Linked DNA regions of Mus musculus: region 1 is linked to region 2. The links are chromatin loops, found by intact Hi-C in ENCODE. Cell type or tissue: heart. All regions are shown on one strand. Links, peaks and the distances in the headings refer to the core of each region. The heading gives the core; the rest is flanking DNA. Region 1 has its middle 9.5 kb from the start of Gm35627. Region 2 has its middle 140 kb from the start of Gm46516.

Evidence for each region. A loop is a pair of places that touch in the nucleus more often than their neighbours do. Peaks named below come from ENCODE experiments on the same cell type or tissue, not always from the same donor. Only the 100,000 strongest peaks of a DNase experiment are listed, where the experiment ranks them.
Region 1: a loop joins it to region 2, with 17 times the contacts of the local background. A loop is called at or near these places in 23 of 42 quality-filtered maps.

What each region holds. Positions count from the first base shown.
Region 1 is chr15:57,506,059-57,511,441 of GRCm38, reverse strand. No RefSeq gene overlaps it. Among named protein-coding and RNA genes, the nearest start is that of Gm35627, 9.5 kb to the left of the region's middle. In heart, for the core only: CTCF peaks have their summits at 2,537 and 2,736 (motif pointing right); no DNase peak of the experiment used is centred there.
Region 2 is chr15:56,063,779-56,069,161 of GRCm38, reverse strand. No RefSeq gene overlaps it. Among named protein-coding and RNA genes, the nearest start is that of Gm46516, 140 kb to the right of the region's middle. In heart, for the core only: a CTCF peak has its summit at 2,862 (motif pointing left); no DNase peak of the experiment used is centred there.

The sequences.
Region 1 (5,383 bases), core at 227-5,226, 1.4 Mb before region 2:
TGCTGGGATTAAAGGCGTGCGCCACCACCACCCGGCTTGATTCCTCTTTTAATTTTGTCACTAAAAAGTGGAAAACATCAAGTCAAGCTGCTATACTAGTAGCCAGTACAGGGTCTGGTAGAGTAGGGCTTGCCCTCTGCTAGGAGACATGGACAACACCCGGAGACATTTTGAGTTATCAGAATGGGTGGAAAGCTGTTGTTCATGGATCTTAGGTATAAACACATGTCCGCTGTTAGAAATTTACAATACACAGGATAGCTGTATTGGAACCAAATAGAGTCAATAAGTTCAAAGCACCAGTCGCACTAAAATTGAGAATTCCTATCATAAATGTGAACAAAGGTGAACCCTGTACTCATTACTTTGACCTCTGTAGTCGTAGTAATATGTATATAAATAATAACATCAACATTAATGTTCCATATTGATATCGATATTAATGTTAACATAGTTTAATGTATTAGCATTTCATTATTTATTAGGTGCTAACATTTACTATTGATTCTTATATGTCAGGAAAGCATATTAGTGAAGAACTGGGAGTGCCTATAATCCCAGCCCTTGGGATGGAAGTTCAAGAGTCAGAAGTTCAAGGTCATTCTAACCTGTGTAGAAAGTTCAGACTGGCTTGTGGGCACATGAGACTCCATCTCAGGTAAACAACAACCCCTCCAACTAAAAACCAAAAAGTCCCTCCAACAATAATAACAACAAACCCTCAGTAAATATATTCATGAATTGCATATTACCATGCTAACCCTTTTATTTATTTTGCCATACTGGAATTGAACCCAGGGTTTTGTGCATGCTAGATAAGTGCTCCATACTATCCTCCTAGGCTGGTGTTGAATTCACTCTGAAGCTTTTCTGGACAAGCGTGTGGTCCTGATCTCTCAGACTCCTGAGTGCCCGAGATCACACTCTCAGGCCACCAAGCTCTGAGAACTATCCCTTTAATCGTTTTTTTTTTCTAAGTTATTTTATATGCAATGAAAATAAGGCTTAGAGGAGTTGGGTGACTCTCCCCAGTCACATATATTAGAATTCGTACCACAGTTTACATTTTAAATGATGTCTTTAAATATTACTTTTTTGGCCACTTTTCATCGTGTTTAATGTTTTTCCATTTCTCCGTGTACACTGAAGAGAGTTTGGACTAAGCCAGTAATGACCTGGTGACCTTGAAGATTTCTGAGGTTCCTGTTAGTGTCCTTGCTGCTGTGGGCTTTGGAGGCCTGCAGTAACCATCCCTCCTACTCAGACGTGACTTCTGTACTCTTCCATGGGATTTTCCTTCTCCCGGGCTGCTGGACACTGTGCATTGGGTGTGAGCTGGTGATAGCTTGGTTACTGTACTGAGCCCAAGAAGAGAGTTTCTACAGACAACTGTGTCGAGGGTAAGAAGTGACAAGGGAAAGGAGGAAACAGCTTGAGATTCATTAAAGTTCATTATTGAAATGCTCTCCTTTTCTTCTGGTGGGAAAACACTTTGAGGATCTCCATGGGATGAATGGGCCGTACAAGTACCACAGGTTGTCGGCATGCCAACCTCATTCATCTGCAGGAGCTGGGGGCGGGGTTTGTATAGTTTCTAGGGTCTTTCAAGTTTCCCTTCCCAGAAGTGGTTGACTCTAACAAATCGTTCAGGAGGAACGTCTCTCTAATGTATTTTTGTATGGGAGGACTTCCTGGGGCAGAGGGAGTCATGTGTATCAGCCGGTCTCTGTTCATTGTGCAAAGGCCTGCAGCCATCTGGACCACCCAGGGCCTGTGTTTTTCTAAGAAGGGCAGGATGAAGGACAGGGGATTGACACCTCAGCCCCAGGGCGATGACCAGATGGCAAACTGCTTGTTTTCACTGGATTCAGAGCAACTGAATGGCCCCGGGAAAGCCAGTGTGGTTTTTGTCTTCAGCACCCAACCATCTTCCTCGTCCAAGACAGAGGTCTCTTCTCAGGCAGCAGCAAGGTCACTCAGATGATGACAGTGTGAAGCAGTGTCCACGGTGTCCGTGGCACGGCCAGGGAATTCAGAACGCTAGCCCTGGTGCCTGCATCTCACTGAGGCGAAGCCCTGCTGTGGAGCCAGAGGTGGAGAACGAGTGGTCTGGTCGTGTTGCTGCCGGACCAGCCGCCCAGCTTCTCAGGCTTAATGAAACAGGGTGCAAACAGACCTTGTCAGACGAAATGAATTATGGGAAGGAGAAGCTTAATGGATATCTTCTGCCATGACTCTGTGCCTTTGCTCTCAGGAGATCCTCCAACACTTTTCAGATGTGAAATGCAAAACCTAAAAGATGCCGAATGTGGATATGCCTAAAACGGAAGTAATCCATCTATCTATCTCTTAGTACACCAGAATAAGTGTGCATAACGGTGTACATGTGTGCAGCGATCTGTCCTTGTCCTCTGCTGGCCTCCAGGTCCTCCACTGTCTGGCAGCCCCACTGCTTTTTAGCCACACGCTTCCTGCCAGTATAAATGTATTAAGCAAGGAAACACATAGACAAAGTCTAGCTCATCGGGGCGTCTCAGTAATAAATTCTTAATTTTAAGCATTCTTTCTGAAAGATTTTTCTTTCAGCGTACACACACACACACACACACACACACACACACACACACACACACACACACACACACACACCTGGGTCTGGATGGATGTAATTGTAGGGCAATTTTACTGCCTGCTTATATACACTACTTTCTAGCAGTGAATTTCAAGGCCAGCAGAGGGCACCAAAGCACAACGGAGAGGCAGCAATACAAGCTCTAGTAGTGTTGTTTTGGTTCATGGTCTCTGGACAGGCTCACAGGTTAGCTTGACCAAACTCTGTTTTTCAGTCACTTGTGTCCTCTTCAGATTTTCAAGCTGATGGATTTGTCACTTCTCTCTTTGCTGTGAGAAAATACATTACAAACCATCTTAAAGAATAGTATATTTTGGCCTACAGTTTTAGGGCAAGGTCCGTCACAGTGCAGAAGGCATAGTACAAGGAGCCCGGGTGACTAGTGAGTGACATTGCATCTGAAGTGATGAAATAGAGAGGTGGGTGATGAGGCTCAGCTGGTCACTTCTCTTTTCCATTTTCATTTGGTCTCAGACCTTAGCCCATGATGCCACCCACACTCAGAATGGGTCTTTAGATTTCAGTTAAATCTTTCTGGAAGCATGCTTACAGACATACCTCTGGATTGACAGTCAGGGTTAATCATTGAGCCTTTAGGGAGAATGGCAAAGGCAGAGATTTGGATAACTGTTCCTGATGTCTAAATTGGAAGTGACGATGTTGGTTATCATTCATGGTAGGCTTCTTATGCACTTGATGATGCCCCAAGCTTCCGTGTGATTAAACCTCTCTGATGATCATAGTACCACAGTGCATGGAGATTTGTGAGGTATCTGGAGGGGAGAGTAGCCCTAACTTGACCTGAGACATGGTGATCCATGATGCTGATATAACCAAGGGCAACAGTGAGAACAAAGGGCAAAGATTATCATCAATTTAGGGCATACGCAATTGATAAATAGGAGTTGTCACCACATGTATTCAAAGGAGTTGTTTCATAAATAGGAAGAATTGCGAGGTGACGATGTTAGAGCTGATTTTTGCATGTGAATGTATGTCTTCATATGTGTGAGTACACAGGAGTATGAGGTTACACATGTATACAAATGTATAGCTATGTGCATATGGGGTCCTCGAAGTTGATGTCAGCTGTCTTTCTCCATAGCTATTCATTTTATTTATTGAGGCAGGGTCTCCCATCGAACCAGAACTTAATGGTTCTGACTGGCCTGACTAGCCAGCATACGCTAGGATCCCATTTCTGCTTGCCAACTCCCTGGTTTACAGCAGGTTATGTCTGCCCTGATTTTATGTGGGTTTTAGAAATCAGAACTCTGATTCTCAAGCTTGCATGGCAATTGCTTTATCCATCAGCCATCTCTCCAACCTTGACCTTTGAACTCGAGATCCTCTTGCCTTAGCTTTCTGAGTGTCAGGATTACAGCCTTATGCCACGACACCCAGGTCTATGGAAGTTTCCTAATGGTCTGCTTACAAACCCAATGAACTTGGGCTCCTTGTGTTCCTCCCCAATGCCTCAGTTTCTTCCTCTATAAGTTAGAGCTGGCAATAGCAATCATCTCATGATGTGAAACTTGCATTAGAGCATATAGCTCTCCAGTAGTTTTGCTTTGGAAAGAGCAGTTAGCAACGTCAGGGCATTTATGGCTGTTAGAACTGGCAATAAGTTCTGTTGGCGTGTTGTGGTAGATGTCGGCGGGGGGGGGGGGGGGGGCTACCAAATATATCCCAAGACTCTGCATTAACTAGTGAATGTCCTACCCCTGAAGGCCAAGAGTGTTCAGGTTGAGAAATTTTGCAGTAGTTCAGAGAAAATGTCTAGCATGTAAGAGGCATGGATTGGATTAAATTGGCAGTATTTCCTACCCCTTCAAAGCCTATAAACAAACACTTAGTGATAACCATGGCTGTACCAGATCTCTCTGTTCCTGTCTCATGTATATCACAGCTCTCGTCAGATGAGTACACTCTCAGTCCCCTGACTATGCTGTGACCACTCCTGGATCTGGGTCTCTGTCCTTCCACCAGAATCTCCTCTCTCCCCAGACACAGCAAATCCTTCCTTCCTTCCTTCCTTCCTTCCTTCCTTCCTTCCTTCCTTCCTTCCTTCCTTCCCCCCCCACACTCTCTCTCTCTCTCTCTTTCTTTCTTTCTTTCTTTCTTTCTTTCTTTCTTTCTTTCTTTCTTTCTTTCCTTCTTTCTTTCTTTCTCTCTTTCTTTCTCTCTCTCTCTCACTTGCTTTCTCGCTTTCTCTCTCTCCCTCCCTCCCTCCTTTCTTCCTCCCTCCCTCCTTCCTTCCTTCCTTCCTTCCTTCCTTCCTTCCTTCCTTCCCTCCCCCCTCTCTCTCTCTCTTTCTTTCTTTCTTTCTTTCTTTCTTTCTTTCTTTCTTTCTTTCTTTCTTTCTTTCTCTCTCTCTCTCTCTCTCTCTCTCTCTCTCTCTCCCTCCCTCCCTCCCTCCCTCCCTCCCTCCCTCCCTCCCTCCCTCCCTTCCTTCCTTCCTTCTCTTTCTCTCTCTTTCTTTTTTAATTGGATATTTTCTTTATTTACATTTCAAAATGTTTCCCCATTTCCAAGTCTCCCCTGTGGAACCCCCATCCCTCCCTGCCCTCCCGCCTCTATGAGGGTGCTCCCCCACCCACCTACCTACTCCCCTCTTCCCCAGCCCTGGCATTCCCCTACACTGGGGCATCAGCCCTCAGGCCCAAGGGCTGCTCCTTCTACTGATGTCCAACAAGGCCATCCTCTGTCACATATGTGGCCAGCGCCATGGGTCCCTCCATGTATACTCTT
Region 2 (5,383 bases), core at 236-5,235:
ACTGGCCTGTAGGCTCATCTGCAGGTCATGTTATTGATTGCTGATTGATGAAGGAGGAACCAACTCATTGTGGGTGATGCCAACGTGGGCAGGTAGGCTTGGGCTGTATAGGAAAGCAGGCTGAGCAAGCAAGGGGAAGCAAGCCAGGAAGCAGCACTCTGAGGCCTCTGCTTCAATTCCTGCATCCAAGTTCTGACCTTGAGTTCCTGCCTTGGCATCTCTTGGTGGTGGGATTTAATTTAATATCCGAATAAACCCATTCTTCCCTCACATTGCTCTTCTTCAGTGCTTTCAGAAAAGCAACCTAGAAAATAAGGTTATGGTGGTTCTGCAGGAGCCAAAAGGTAACGTAGCTGGTAGTTGGTGAGATGGTTGAACTTGATGCCGAACTTGAGCCTCTGAGTTTGATCCTCGGCGCCTAAGTGGTGCAAAACAAAGAAGTAACCTCTGAGTTGTCCTCCAACACACACACACACACACACACACACACACACACACACACACACACACACAGGGGGCGGTTCACTCGTACACAGAGTAAATAAATGTAATACATGTTTAATAGAATATCTTGATGTCAAGGTTCTGTTTCCAAGGCAACATGACAATCAAGACAAGAATCTGCACAGATCAGTGGTTGGCACAGTCCTCTATAAAATATGTTGCTCTGGTCAGCAGAACCAACTTTAGAAACAAATGTCCTACACCATTTGTTCTAACATAACCTCACATGCTTCCAGCAGGGAAGGGATTTGAGGTTTCTCCAAACAGCACCAAGTGAGACAAGCAACTGCAACCAACTGAGAGACCCTTTAAACTAAAAGAGCAGATTTTATATTAGCTGAAAGTATTCAAAATTACTAACTTCCTAACAAGCCCTGAGGGAGGTATGGGAACAAAGGCAAAAATGGGACAAGCAACTTGAATGACAGTCAAAGAAGATGTTCATGGTGTGAAGATGCATGGGGAGTCTCTGATAAATACAGGTGGTCCCTGTGAGCTTGCATTCACCCTCTGACATGACCACCTACCACAACAGAAAACAACTGTGATCAGTTTAAAACTGTGAGACCCCCTCTCTTCTCCACCTTCCTCTTACTGCTGTGACCTTCTGGAGAAGAGAGATAACAGGCGTGATAAGAAGAGTCACGTGAGCATGGCCTCGAAGGCTACAGCAGTTTCAAGTGTGACTAGAATGCTAGTCTCTCGTTAAGAATATGGGATTGAAATTGGACTCAGACGTGGTGTTTCAGTATACAAAATGAGACCTCTTTCATTACCTAAGAGACTTAATTGCCGTGATAATGACTTCCTGATATTGTGACTTGGCATCGCACGGGAAGCCAGTCACAAAAAAACAAAAAAATGATGTCATCACGAGCCCTTTGTGGCTAGTTAATTCAATGTGTGCCTGGCACTGAGCTCACAATGCCAACAGCCATTCACCAAAAGCCATATCCTGTGTTCAGCTTTGCAGTGGCTGTGCATCCTCTGAGCTAATCTGACCAGCAAGGAGGATTTCTCCTGTTGGTCTGTGATTGAGTAGGAAAGGTCCCCACACACAATTCTCAACATTTGACCCTCCTTTGGTGTCCCTGTCTTGAGAGGCTGTTAAACCCTTGGATACAGGAACTAGATGGCATTGACCCTAGGGTACAACTTAAGGCTGCTAGCTTGACTGCCTTCTACTTCCTGGTAGGTGGTGTAAAGAATCGACTGCACTCCAGTTATGGAGGTCTCCATGCCTTCCCGACCACAGTGATCTATATCCATCAACTGTGGTTCAAAATAAGTCTGCCTTCCTTCCAGCTGCTTCTTGTCAGGTCGAAGGGGAGAGACACATGGCTAATGCAATCTATCTGAAGTTTACTCCCATTCATAAATCAAAGTCCAAGCCATGAACTGGATGCTGCTGCTATTGATCCAGGTCTATTATGAAGAAGGGTAAGGGACTTTCCTGAATGAGTGCACACTGAAGGGGCCAAGCCGAAAGCTGGACATGGCAGGACCAGTGTGAGACGCTGCACACCAGGCAGCCCTTCTTTTCTACGTCTGTGGTCAGTAATCATATCTGCTTCCACATTTCTAATTCATCCCCTAATTAACACTTTGCTTCCAAGGTCATTTTTAACGCAATGGCCCAGGCAGCAGGAAATCACGAGACCAAGTGGAAGAAGGGTAGATGTCAGACCAGCTGGCTCCACTTCTGCTCTGTTCTATGTCAGGCAAATTAGAATCGCCAATCTTTAAAATACCTGCAGATCTTCCAACACTAAGCTAACACTAGAAAAAACCTAGTCAAATCTTGAAGCAACCTAACACTTACAAATCTTATAACTCCTTAAAATCTTATGAAGTACTTTAGCCTGTCTCCAGGGCCTTGCACGCTCTAGGCCAGCACTCCGCCTTTGCCTAGGCACATGGGTGACCTCAACAATGGAGTTACTGTCATTTTCATGTACTTAGAGGAATAAATGTGTAATCAATATTATTATGCATTCACTAGATTTTAGAGATAACAAAACTTCTATTCCAAAGCAAAAAATAAACGTGTGTACTGATTATGTAATAAACTTTCCAGGTTAAGGTATTAGCCAGAGAGAAAGTGAGAAAAAATGAAAAACAGAGATAGAAAAAGAAAATGTAACACACACACACACACACACACACACACACACACACACACACACACACACACACACAAAGAGGCAGAGGCAAAGGTGACCTTCCAAAAATTTAAAAAGAAACGCAGAAAAAAAAAAAAAAAAAAAAAAAACCGCAGTGGTGTGGCCAGTGTGGATGACCGACTTCTGTAGTATAGTAGCCCCATCTAGTGGACAAGATACATATTACATACTGCAACTCAAGACTTAACACCCCTTTCTCATTTAATCAGTAAAAGAAAAGAACCTTCCTGGTATTTTTCCAATGAACCAAGTGAATTAAATAAAAAGTTTGAGATCCCCTACACATTTGTAGCAGATGAGTCCCTTGGTCTTCATGTGGGTCCCCTAACGATTGGAGTAGGGGGCTGTCTCTGACTCTGTTGCCTGCCTTTAGACCCTCTTGCACAGCCGGGCTGCCTGATTGCGCCTCAATTGGTAGAGGGTGAGCTTAGCCTTGCTGAGACTTGGTGCGCCAGAGAAGGTTGGTAACCATGGAGGGCTTCCCCTTCTCTGAGGAGAAGAGGCAGGAATAGTGGGGGAAGGGCTTGTGAGGGGAGGACTGGGAGGAGAGGAAGAGGAGCTGTAAATGGGATTTAAAGTGAATTAATAAATTAATGAAAAAGGGAAACAGATACATACATAAATAGATGAGATAGATAGATAGATAGATAGATAGATAGATAGATAGATAGATAGATAGATGATAAATAGATGATAGATTATACATACATACATACATACATACATGTATAGCTTATAGATAGTAATATATAAACACATACATAGATACATAGATTTATATGCTGGTCCAACACATGAGGTACTTTGGATGCTCAGTTCTTAGGAGAAACAATGTCTCAACGAAAACTCTAAAGATAATGAAAATTTTAACGTTGTACGGCTACTGTTTCCAGTATTTGTTTCTGTTTCATTTACCTTTATTCATTTATTTATTTATTTATTTATTTATTCATTCATTCATCCAGCTGTGCTTACTAGGAGTACTTTATATACCGGAAGTGTCATCCTGTGTGCTGGAGACACAGCAGTGAGCAAAGCAAAGGCCTTGTCCACCTGGGGTTTTTGTCCCAGTAGGAGAAACATCACCAATCAATACACTTAAAATTGAAGCCAGCATTACAATACTGATCTTAGGAAAGTGGCTTTGGAAACAGGAAGCAAGAGGTGAGGGAAAGGGCCTTGGTGTTACAGAGGGTGGCTGATGGGAAGGGATCATTGATGTGAAATTGAGGAAGGAGGTAGTCTGGTGGCTACCACAGTTCATCAGTGGGTGCTGAGGGGTTGATTGCCTGTGCACGGGACTGGAATCCCAGCGCTGTGCTCTTCTGGCTCTTCTGGCTCTTCTGGCTGAAGTCTCTAGACTTCACTGCCTCAGCCACATAGTGGGAAAGGCAATGCTTTCGCTAGTGTTCTCTGGTGGGAGATCGATTGTATAGAATGTGGGGTCCAGGGTCAGGCACAGAATAAGCAGCATACATGCTCCCCCACCCCACTCCCATTGGTGATGAGAGTAGTTAAGTCTTTTTATTATAAATTTCAAGATCTAATATTACGTGACTAAGATAAATCTGAGATGACTTCTTATCAAGCAGGAGTACTTTGCAGGGTGGCACTGTGCCTTCAGGCATCAGAGAGACAGGTCCCACCCCATCCTTGAGGGATGGGGTCAGTCAGGTGATAAGAAATTCTGCTGAGTCCCACTAGCTACCGAGAGTGCATAGGTTCCTCTGGGTCTGTTGCCCTGGTGCTGGGCTGAGTTCAGGTCACGAAGTCTCTTGAATGCTGAAGACCAAGCCAGAACCTCAGCAGCAGTATTGGACTTAAATTCAAGTTTCTGTCCCACTTTTCATCTAAGGGATACCTAATAATAAATGATAAACTCTTACAATGTATATCAATGGTTTACATTTAATAAGGCGTATGACTCAACTGATTCTGTAACCAAATGATGACACTGTTTCCTACATGCAGAGACCAACAGAGAAGCTGATGATATTCCAGTGCCCGAGAACAGGTAATGGGAGACACTAATCCAGGATTCTGGGTGGTGTGTATGCCATCAGAGGTGTCACTACTAAATCACAGGCACGTGGAGTGGCTGGCTGGCTATATTTATAAGAGGTCAAATAGACCTTGATGGGTTATGTCGACCACATTCCTGCCTCTAAGACCAATGACTGCAGCCTCTCCCCTGCACTGGCAATCAGACTAGGGAACCCTAAGTCTTCTATGCATTCAGTGTATTTATCCCTTTTCTTGGGACAAGGTTTTACCATACAGCCCCAGATAGTCTCCGTATACATGCTAGGCTAGCTTTGAACTCAGGTAATCTCTTTGCCTCTGCTTCCTAAATGCTGGGATTGCAGGCAAGTCACCACACTTGGACTGGATATTTATCATTCGAAGGGTCCCTAAAGGCATCATCTTTGAAGGAAGCCCAGAGTCTGTCAAAGCAGAACACTCCTTTAATTGTATCAAGCCTTTTGTTTATAAAGGGCTGAGAGAGGAGGTGGGATTTTTTGCTGGGGTGAGATGACTTGCGGGGGGGGGGGGGGAGTGTGAGGAAGGGTATGGGGTGACTGACAGAGTCAACAGTTATTCTATATCAGCAGTAACTAGGTAAAGGCAGGCTTAAGCAGGTTGTCCTGAGTCACTCCAGTATGGAGGTGACTGAGACAGTTTTCTTTTACTTTTCT